Regions from separate parts of the Homo sapiens genome. Here region 2 is linked to region 1. The links are chromatin contacts, found by Hi-C or POLR2A ChIA-PET in ENCODE. All regions are on one chromosome and are shown on one strand. Each heading gives the region's core, a stretch centred on a gene start or an enhancer-like site at or near the end of the contact. The rest is flanking DNA. Distances are from core to core; before and after follow the strand shown. Region 1 has its middle 41 kb from the start of RND3. Region 2 holds the start of RBM43 (RNA binding motif protein 43).

The links. A loop is a pair of places that touch in the nucleus more often than their neighbours do. ChIA-PET counts read pairs that join two places held with the same protein, here RNA polymerase II (POLR2A). Pooled maps may share reads with other maps.
Region 2: a loop to region 1 is called in a map with no recorded cell type, with 9 times the contacts of the local background. The contact joins the promoter of RBM43 here to the enhancer-like site in region 1. A Hi-C loop is called at or near these places in 1 of 37 single-sample maps with no recorded cell type and 1 of 50 pooled maps. POLR2A ChIA-PET finds 5 or more read pairs at or near these places in 1 of 52 experiments (AG04450).

Annotation. Positions count from the first base shown.
Region 1 is chr2:150,525,980-150,531,621 of GRCh38, forward strand. No RefSeq gene overlaps it. Among named protein-coding and RNA genes, the nearest start is that of RND3, 41 kb to the left of the region's middle. RefSeq lists enhancers at 3,092-3,171, 3,182-3,241. Within about 2 kb of position 3,057, at least 4 of the 41 ENCODE cell types and tissues checked have a DNase peak (open chromatin) inside an H3K27ac peak, as active enhancers do.
Region 2 is chr2:151,259,783-151,265,424 of GRCh38, forward strand. RBM43 (RNA binding motif protein 43) reads right to left here and starts at 2,081. Exons shown (of 4, transcript NM_198557.3): 1 at 1,943-2,081. The coding sequence starts at 1,945. RefSeq lists a silencer at 1,625-1,894 and an enhancer at 1,935-2,164.

The DNA.
Region 1 (5,642 bases), core at 1,807-4,306:
TGGGACAACTTGAAGCTGGGTGTAAGTTGGGGGTGGAGTGGGGGTTTCCAGCTTACAGGTAGACTTAAAAATTTCCTGGTTGACAATTGGTTGAGTTCACCTAAAGACCTGGGATCAATAGAAAGGAATGTCTAGGTTAAGATAAGAGGTTGTGGAGACCAAAGTTGAATCATGCAGATACAGCCTCCAGGTAGCAGGCTTCAGAGAGGAGAGACTGTAAAATGCTTCTTATGAGACTTAAGGTCTGTGTTGATGTCAATGCTGGAGAGGTGTAATGAGACATGTCCAACTCCCATTTCCCTTCATGGCCTGAAACGGTCTCTCAGGTTAAATTTTAAAAGAGGCCCTGCCAAGGAGAAAGTCTATTCAGATGGTTGAGGGGGCCTTAGAATTTTATTTTTGGTTTACAAATCTTTTTGTTTTGTTTTGCTTGTTTGCTTTCTTATATTTCCTTGAGGAAAAAGGAGTTAGTAGGACTCATGAGCCATGTAACCTGGATGGTTTGTCCTTTTGTATCTTAATAACTCCTTTTAACTACAAAGCTTAAAATAGTCCCTTTAACTGGAGCTAATGGGAATCCTTCACATGGCTTACTGGGCCCAACAACCCAACTCAAAGAATCATTTTTTCTATCTTTCCATTTTGCTTCGTTTATAAAATTTTGCCAGATGATAGTTTTCTGGGTAATTTCCTTGCTGTCCAATCCTCTCAGATTATTTAAAGTTAAGCAGTGTAGCTGGATGCAAAACTCTAGCTTTTATTATGTGTATAGAAGATAAATGTTATTGTTGTCTGTTTGGGATACTTGTACATTGTTTTCAAAGGGACAGGTCATATCCAAATCAATTGAAAAAAATAAACTTTCTAGGAGACAGTGTTCAGATGAAGGTCACTTTATGCTTGGGATTGAACAGCAAAGCAGTTGAAATTTGAAGTATACTGTTTTTTTCTCCCCTTTTGGTAACCATGGGAATAGCAGAGTGACTTATATACAAAGCTTGTGGGAAGGAATAACCTTGGAAATTCTTCTACTGAAGAATGATTTAAACCTTCTTGTGACACATGAATCACTGGGTGGTGCTTTCTGTCAACATTCTTTGCTCTTCTGAACCAGAAAAGCCAGTATCTGCCTGGTTACTGGTGGTGCCACTGCTGCTGGGAAACAGAACTGTGACAGTGGAATTCTTCTGAAATCATTTTGAAATAAGTTGCATGCATTTAGCAAATCCTATATAATATTTTCATCACAGGTATCTTTTGGACATATTATTGATATTCTGCACTATAAAAAATGACATTTTGAACAACTTAATTTTTATTTTTAACTCAGAGAAAGGAAAAATATTTCAATAAATTATTTTAACACCAGAACAATATCTACGTATTGTATGTGATGGAATATTATATTTCTTTCAGTTAATTTTAATTCATTATCTTCAGTTTGCATCTCCTACAGAAGATATATATATATATATACTTATTTCTTTTTTTAATTCAAGTGATTTGAAGTGTTCTTCTTTTCTTTTGTGGAAACTATTGCTTTGTACTATACCTTTTCTTCAAAAACAAGATTAAATGTAAAAATATATTAAAGCTGTTCTAGAGATTATTAAATTAGGTCTCTGTAATAGTTTTTGCCTATTAAATAGGAAGATAAGGGTCTGAGAAAACTATGGCTAGATCATGCAGTCAAACTAATTTTTTAATTTTCTTATCTGAACATTTTATCAAAAATCATTTTGTATTTTGTTTGCTGGCTGTCATTCTTTGCATAAGAACTTGCACATCACTCTTCAGATTACATTTATTGACACAACTTCACTATAAATCATTCCCTGACAATTCCACAAGCACAGTGGCTCACACCTGTAATCCCAGAACTTTGGAAGGCCAAGGTGGGAGGAATACTTGAGGCCAGGAGTTCTGGACCAGTCTGGGCAACATAGCGAGATTCTGTCTCCACCAAAAACAAACAAAAAACAAAAATAACTTTAAAAATATTTTATACATTAATAGGTTATATTAGCTTTTCCTTCACTGGCTCTTCTATTTTTATCATTCCTTCACCAGCTTCTTTTTTGCTAAAATGCTAATACGTGTTCATCTAAGACAGCATGTTAAATGTCTAAACTCAGAGGGTACCTTTAACCCCACTTTCCCCATGCCCAGGGGCATAGCACATCATCACCTTGTGCTATGATAATCAGGCATAGGAAATCTCCTAATACACATACACACACACACACACACACACACACACACACGTAGAGAGAACATGAGCGTGTTGAATTAAGCAAACTAGGAGAGAGTAGTTTATATATATGTATTATATAATATTTTATATATGCGTACATATATAAATATATACATATATATCATACATACATACATTATATATACACATACATATATACCATATATAAATATGTTTTATATTATATATATATAGAGAGAGAGAGAGAGCTAAAGAGAGAGCTAATAACTGGCTTTAGTCTTTTGCACTTAGATGTGTCTTATTTCGTTCTCATGTCCAATCTCCTTTAGCCTGAGAAACGTTTTGGCTTGTCTCTTTTGCCCACTCTTACCCATTCAGCACATTTACATGCATGAGCTGGAGCTACTCGACTTTGGGACCCAGATCCTAGGACCTCACATGTAATCAGGATGTGAATGCAGACATTCATTGCTATTGATTCATCTAGATAATCTTCCATTGTCACTAGTCAGTCATTGCAAACACCACTGGATTTTATCAATCCACTTTGCCTGTGAATATGGAATACTGGAAAAAGTTTCTACCACCCAAACAAATTTTAAATTGGCCTTGCTTGTTTGCACCACTCACATCAAACTGTAAGAACATCTGCAGTACCTACAAGACTGTGATTTCCTAGAAGAGACAACCATTGATGCATCAGTTTGTTGCCCTGTGCTTTGATCAGTGCACAGTGTATTACATATGCCCAGTAACTGACAAATGAAGAGCTTCCTCTCCCCTATCTGGTTTGATAAAAAACCCTGTTTCTGTAATCACTTGGAAACCACTGTGAGCTTATAACAGGAAGTCTCTAACTTCTACCGATTCTATTACAGAAATCACTTCTGGGGTTATGTGAAACAGAAACCCATAAACCATCTATGGAGATGAAGTCACCACAGTGCTGTGTTGGACTTCGTCCTGTGAGTGTGGGGTAGGGAACTGTCTTCTAGGAGCAGGTGGTCATGGTATAGTGTGGGAGGGAAGAAGACAAGAGAAAGAAGACAGTTTTCTGGTACCTGATGTGGCTTTGTCAAAATTCCAAAATAGATCAAGTTCATTTGGGATATTCTTTCACATTTTATTTATTTTTTATTACTGGCAATTGTCTCTCAAATCATGCTGTGCTTACTTGCTCCCCACTCCCACTCCCTACCTCCACAATGCCTTTTTTCTGTTCTATACTTTCACCATAAAATCTCCGCAGGGGTGGGTGATGAGAAAGGCTAAAAGCAGCAGCTGATTTTAATGAGAATGACAGCAGCCTTGACTAAACTAATATCCACTAAGGTTTGAATGACTAATAGCATTATTATTCCTCTGTTATTTGCATTTTGAAGTCTTGCCCCAGAGCGAATTATACCAGTTCCTGCTTTCACAAGTTCCTTTCTCCACGTTTATACTCCACATCCAGTGTTTAGAACTGAAAGAGTTGCCACACATCTAAATATTCCTCACAATGTCTGTTCTGAATCAGCATTTTTGCATAAAGGTGAATGTGGGTTCTGTGGAAACAGGGAATTCTGTGAGCCTGAAACTCTGATGAATGGCTTTATGTTTAGAAGTCAGCAATGCTGGTATGTGGGAAAATGTTGCTGTTCAGATCTTTTTGGTCTCCATTTCATCGTCTTTGCAGCTTAAAAAATAATCCAGTGAAAATCTTTGATGGGGAATGTAGCCTCAAACAAGTTTTCTTTATTCTTTTGTGATTCTAGAAACTTGATTATATCAATTAGGAAGGCTTTAAGTTTCTTGAGTGTCTCTAGGGAGTTTCATGTTTTACTCTTTGGTAATTCCTATAAAATTATGAGTGTGAACAAGCTTCAGACATCAGAAATCATTGCCAGCCTCCTTGAAGGGTCCAAAAGAAAATAATGTTCTTTAGGTAAATAATATGTGATGTAAAAGGAATATATGAACTGCAATGGTATTGTCTTACCTTATTCTCCTTTATAAATAATATATAAATTCATATTACATATATAGTGTATATGTTACATGCACACGAATTTACATGTAGAATTAGATATAGCTGAGCAAATACACAAAACAAATACATATTTGTTGTATATATTTATATTTTATATGTGTATGTATGTGTGTATATATGTATAAAATGCTACATAGACAAAAATATTATTTCTGAAGTATAATGATCATGTTAACATTAAAAGTTTGAATGTAAATTAATCTCCAGCCCTGTAACCAACTCCAACTCCCAACTCCTCTTCTCAAAAAGGAGCTATGCTGGGAAAAGCTAAACAGCTGTATGATTGAGAACATCCCCCACTCCCTCCTGCCCTCAGCCATGCACTTTTAATCATTTTTTTGTTTGTTTGTTTTTGTTTTCTTTTGATGGAGTCTCGCTCTGTCTCCCAGGCTGGAGTACAGTGGTGCGATCTCGGCTCACTGCAAACTCTACCTCCCAGGTTCACCCCATTCTCCCGCCTCAGCCTCCCGAGTAGCTGGGACTACAGGTGCCCGCCACCACACCCGGCTAATTTTGTTTTTGTATTTTTAGTAGAGATGGGGTTTCACTGTATTAGCCAAGATGGTCTTGATCTTCTGACCTTGTGATCTGCCTGCCTTGGCCTCCCAAAGTGCTGGGATTACAGGCATGAGCCACCGCACTTGGCCTTAATCAATTTTAAAATAAGACTGTAGTATGAGTTAGTGTATTGTCTTGTTGACACAGTCTTTCTTGTTCAACTGGCATCCCTTTGAGGTCTGAAACAGCAGACTTTTTTCTATAAAAGTGTTCCTTAGTGTTATTTTTAATGTTTTCATTTGGTCAACAAATATTTATCAAGGACCTACTTTGTGCAGATACCAAGATGAGGAAGACATCCCTGTCGTCTTCAGTGAGCTCTGTGTCTAGAGAGAGAAGTATTGTCTTCTATTATATTATGTGCATAGAACTATGTATTATGACTATATGTTCATGTTTACAGATTTAGGATTTTTCTGTAAAAGGTATTTATATTTAGATGTATTGAAATGTAAGATAAGTACATTTCTAGATCTTGAACCAAATTTTTTAGAAAGTCACTGTAAAGATAAATAAAAAAGTGTGTTTATCCTGTGAAGAAAAAAACAAAAATGTGCATTTTTCTGACAATGATTGGTGAGTTTCCAAATATCTATAGCCTAAGTTATTAAAGTTAAATAGTAAAACAATATATCTTTATAAATTCTTGTGTAACTTTGACTTTATAACTATGTTATTGATCAAATGTGTTTTCCCTTTTCTAGGGAAAAAAAGGCCTTTAAAAATCTCATATAGCTTATTGATGATCAAGTGCCTTGTAGAAAGTAACGTTTTGATGAAGAAAGTGAGAATAAATCAGGAACATATGGATTTCATTTATCTCCAAATGTACAGACT
Region 2 (5,642 bases), core at 831-3,330, 730 kb after region 1:
TGAAGCACTAGGGAGAAATAGAAGATTCACTCACTGCATTTGTTTTTATTTCTTTTGGGAGATCTTTTTCTTTTCTTGTTTTTTGTTTGTTTGTTTGTTTTGAGATGGAGTCTAGCTCTGTCACCTACGCTGGAGTGCAGTGGCGCGATCTTGGCTCACTGCAACCTCCACCTCCCGGGTTCAAGCGATTCTCCTGCCCCAGCCTCCTGAGTAGCTGGGACTACAGGCATCAGCCACCATGCCCGACTAATTTTTGTATTTTTAGTAGAGATGGGGTTTCACCATGTTGACCAGGCTGGTCTCAAACTCCTGACCTCGTGATCCGCTCCCCCCTCGGCCTCTCGAAGTCTTTTTTTTTTTTTAGACAGCGCCTCGCTCTGTTGCCCAGGCTGGAGAACAATGGCGTGATCTTGGCTCCCTGCAACCTCCGCCTCCTGGGCTCAAGTGATCCTCCCACCTCAGCCTCCCCAGTAGCTGAGACTACAGGTGGATGCCATCACGCCCAGCTAATTTTTGTATTTTTAGTAGAGACTCCTGACCTCAAGTGATCCGCCCTCCTTCGCCTCCCAAAGTGCTGGGATTACAGGCGTGAGCCACCGTGCCGGGCAGGGAGATCATTTTCTGCACCCCAACAATATCAAAGAAAAACATGCAATCAATTTAAACTCAGGAAATCTTACTTCAGCTCTATGCCCTCATTAGTACTAATACCATATTTCTTTATTCGAATGTCTACTGGTAATTTATCTTTAAAATCAAAGAAACTTCTCCCTGAACCAGTATTTTTAGAAGAAAAAAACATAAAGATGTAAATTTTGTTTGGTAAGAACTAGTTTCTATGAATCATCTAATGAATTAGTACTTCAATGACTTGCCAATATTTGTCCTTAACTCCCTTTCATAGGTTGGAGAAAGTATGGCTAACATAGATAATTTTACTGAGGTCAATTATGAATAATGAGGGTTGTTCATCTCTTCTACCCACGATTAAGATAAAGAAATGCCTAGAGAAAGACAGTCCTTTCAAGGACTTTGAAACGAGCAGCTTTTAGCCAAGACATACTAACGTGATGGCGCATTTCCTTGCATCAGTATTGTGTTATAACAGACTTGGCCATCTTATCAGAAAGCAAAAAGTATATAGCAAAACTTTACTTTTGTAAGTAAGGCATTGGGAAGAAACAGAAGATTCATTGACTGCATTTGTTTATATTGATTTTCTCAAAATCAGTTGTTTATTTTCAATGACGACGCCTCTACCGCCACCAGGTCAACAAAAACGTACTTGCTTTTGCATTTCCGGGACTCTAGCATTTCAGAGCAGGAATTAAAGGCCTTGCCAAGGCTTTTAAGCGATTGATGGAAACAAAACAAAACACAGAAGGATAAATTTTGAATTTGCTAAGACAAGAATTCGCACCAAGGCAGACATAAGACATGAGGATGTCTTCCTGACTTGCGTCCTTGGCTCGAATCGTTCTTATTAGCCCTTTTCAAAAGGCAGCTGTGACCTCCATTTCTGGCTAATCAGGCCACTTTTGTTCCCCCCGAGGCGTGGGAGGACAACAGTTAAGCCCTAACAGCCTGCGAAGCAGCTCCTCGACGAACGGCGGCGTCCCCGTCGCCTGGGCAGTGGGTGTGGGAGGTGACAGCCTAGTCCTGAGCCTCTGGAGCGGGCCTATACTGCACCGCCGTACGTGAATTTCAGGAGCGCGCAATGCCGCCACCTGGGAAGGGTGCAGCGAGGCTGACCTGAGTTTGCCCGCCGGGGTGGACGGCTCTCCGGGGCCCCCGGGGTCCCTGGGGCCCCTCCGTGCGCCGCCCCCTCCCGCGCAGCCCTGCACCCTGGCCCGTCGCGCCCGGTTCCGCGCCCTTCTAGGGGACCATGGCGACGGTACAGGCACGGACCTGCACCGCAAAACCCAAAGCAAAAGCAACTTGCCATGGCGGAGGGGAGACGCGCCCTCAGCGGCCGCAGAAAGCCCACAACCAGCGGAACGCAGGCGATGGGGAGAGGAGCGAGCAGGCAGGTTTTGGTTTCGTTTTTTGTTCCAGCTCCCTTGGAGGCTACGAAGAAAAGGGCGGTCCTTCCACCCGATCCGGCTGTTCTGCGACCTCGTGGCCTCTGAGTGGGAGCTCGGACTCAGGAGTGCTGTTGCCAGCGCCTGCCCAGACGCCCTCCGTAGTTTTGCAACTTGTGGAAGCACTCTGGAGAGAGGCCGAGAGGATTCCTCGACAGGAAATTTGGGAATTCTCTGGGTGATGCATCAGTGATTGCAATTTTGTTTTTACCCGTTTTGCTAAGCAGCAGCAACAACGGCAGAGTTGATTTAAAAAAAGAAAAAACGCAAAAAGGGAAAACACATAGTAGGTGGTGGCCGCTTCCTGTGTTGATACTGGGGGGCTACGCTTTTCCTAACATCAATCATCTCGTAGTTGCAGAGAGCCCTAGATGTCATGATAGTTTTGAATCGCATGCATTATCATGTAAGGGAGTTAAATATCTTGCATGCATGCTCTCTTCTGTGTTTATATATTCGATGCCATGAAATTGAAGGGCATGTGGCTAAAACCTTTTTACTACATGAAACTTTACAACACTTTTGAAAACATTTCAATTTGGTTGATGCGCACTGTAATATTTCTCCAGATAACTGTCCAAAATTTTCCATGGAGAAGGCTTTTATCCTCATTAGTTGCTGGCCTCAAACTAACCATCTAGGATATTAAACTTCTGCCAGAATTTTACATCCAGCTACCTTTACTTTTTAGAACGTATTCTCTATCATGTTATTGATATCAATTTCTACTTCACACAGATGGTTTTTTACAACAGCAAATCAAGTTTTTCTAACATCAGTTTTAAAAAGCCCTGCACTCAGTGAAATCTGGATGTCTTTCCTACGCCCTTATTATCTGTCCAGACTTCTTCCCCTTCCCCCACCGCTCACCTGGGCCTTTTCCTCTGCACAACCTACCCCAGTTCCCCAACCCCCACCTCAACCCCCAACGCCGTGTTGGTCACCTTCCCAGCCCAGACCAGGAGCCCTCTTGGACCTCTGCCGGGTGCTAAGGACACAGGATGAGAGCGCCAGGTCCCTGCCAGCAGAGAGCTCACCACCTTGTCCATGCCTTAGCACAGGAACCCCGAATGGCGCCTGTGGGGACACAGGGAATCTCTGGACAAACTTCAAAATCAAATCAATGAATGCATGAAGAACAAAGGTAGATGGCTAGCAGATATGAAGAAACCCAATCCCACTCCTAAGAAATGTAAATTGAAATAATAAGATACCATTTTTCACAACTAGATCTGCAAAACCAGAAAGTGTTAGCCTGAATGTAAGCATCAGAGTTGCTGCAAGCATAGATGGATGCAAATACTTCTAAAGATTTTTATCAAAATGTAAAGTGCAAAAAAATGTAAAATGCACATATTCTTAGTCTCAGCAATTCTACTTTTAGAACTGAACTTGAAGTTATAGTGCGCAAATGGCACTAAGATATTGTATAGAAATTTTAGTTGTACATTGCTTGAAATACAGGTAGTAATAATTTTTTTATAAACTGGGATCCACCTAGTTTATCATTGGATGGAGCTATTTGTTATACGGCTGATGATATATCAGTAAGGCACAAGGCTATGAAGATTTTAAAACAGAATGAGGTAGGGGGAAGTGGCTCCCGCCTGTATTCCCAGAACTTTGGGAGGCCAAGGTGGGCGGATCATTTTGAGCTCAGGAATTCAAGACCAGCTTGAGCAACATGGTGAAACCCGTCTGTACTAAAAATACAAAAATTAGCCGGGCGTGGTGGCACACACCTGTAATCTCAGCTACTCGGGAGGCTGAGGCTAGAGAATCGCTTGAACCCGGGAGGCAGAGTGAGCCAAGATCACACCACTGCACTCCAGCCTGGGCGAGAGAACAAGACTCTATCTCAAGAAGGAAAAAAAAAAAAAACAGCATGAGGTAGATCTGTATGTAATTCCCCAATTTATATTTTATCTCCAGATTTATATATCTAAGTGCCCACTTGAATGTCAAACAAGCATCTGAAATTTAACAAGTAGAACTCCAGAGCAAGACTCTGTCTCAAGAAAAAAAAAAAAAAACAGAATGAGGTACATCTGTATGTAATTCCCCAATTTATATTTTATCTCCAGATTTTATATATCTAAGTGCCTACTTGAATGTCAAACAAGCATCTGAATTTAACAAGGAGAACCCTTCTTCTCCCCTTCTTAATTCCCTCTCAAGAATTGGCAGCACTGTCTACCCATGAGCTCAAGCTCATGACCCAGTTCTTGATTTCTCTTTTCCTCATCCTTCTTAGTATACCCCAACAATGGGCCTTCCAGAGGGACCCAGTATCAGTCCCTCTTTCCAGCTGCATCCCTACCATCCTCATCCAGTCTCCATCCTCTCTAGCTCCTCAGTCCATTCTTGCTACCATACCCAGAAGGATCTTTTTAAAATGTAAATCAGATTCGACTTCTGTTTAAACACATCATTGTTTGCATTGCTTTCACCTGAGCCACAATGACCTTGATCCTTTTTTTTCTGGCCAGATCTCCTACCACTGCCCTGACCCTCTGCTGCAATCGCAACAAGCTATCAGCCTGGGAGTTTTGCCTGACCTATGTACTGTGTCCCTGCCTCAATAGCTCCGCCCTGATCTTCACTTGACTGGCTCCTGCTGTCACTTGGGTCTTAGCTACAATAATGTTAAAGCCGAAAGACTGAGGGTCGTGATCAACTCAGTATACCACTGGAGGCTGTATGGGTAAACAGCAAACTGTTCTCATAAATGCAGAATGTTGGCAAACTGACAAACTGAGTATGCCACCCAGAAGGAATGCTGAGGGCAGTCATGCCCCTCGATCTTTCAGCCTCCAACACAATAACCTCTCTTCAGAAAGACTAGCTCTAATCACCCAGTCTATCTTCCTACTTAATCATTCCATCACCCCGTTATACCATCTTAATAGCCCTGGCCTCTTTCTGAAAATATCTTTATATGTTTGTTTATATTGAATGTCTTTCTTGCTTTCCCCAACTCATAACTGAAGTCTCCATTCTCTCCAGAAAATGATGAGAGGTCTAGGATTAGAGTTGGGAATCCAGGTCAACCTATCTGTGCCATCGAACATGACCTACAGTAACCTTTAATCATATATATGCCAAACTATTCCAACACCCTTGAAGAAAGAGGACTCCAAATGTGGCAAAATTATTTTAGCAGCATATTACTAACTAAAACTGCATTCAAGAAAATCTTTTAACATCTTATAGCCCCAATTATAAGGCCTCTTGCCTCACTGTACTTTTCTGTCTTGAAGCTTTAATAAAATCAAATTGGAGGGCCGGGCGCAGTGGTTCATGCCTGTAATCCCAGCACTTTGGGAGGCCGAGGCAGGCGGATCACGAGGTCAGGAGATGGAGACCATCCTGGGTAACAAGGTGAAACCCCGTCTCTACTAAAAATACAAAAAAATCAGCCGGGCGTGGTGGCTTGCCCCTGTAGTCCCAGCTACTCAGGAGGCTGAGGCAGAAGAATCGCTTGAACCCGGGAGATGGAGGTTGCAGTGAGTTGAGACTGTGCCACTGCACTCCAGCCTGCGTGACAGAGCGAGACTCCAT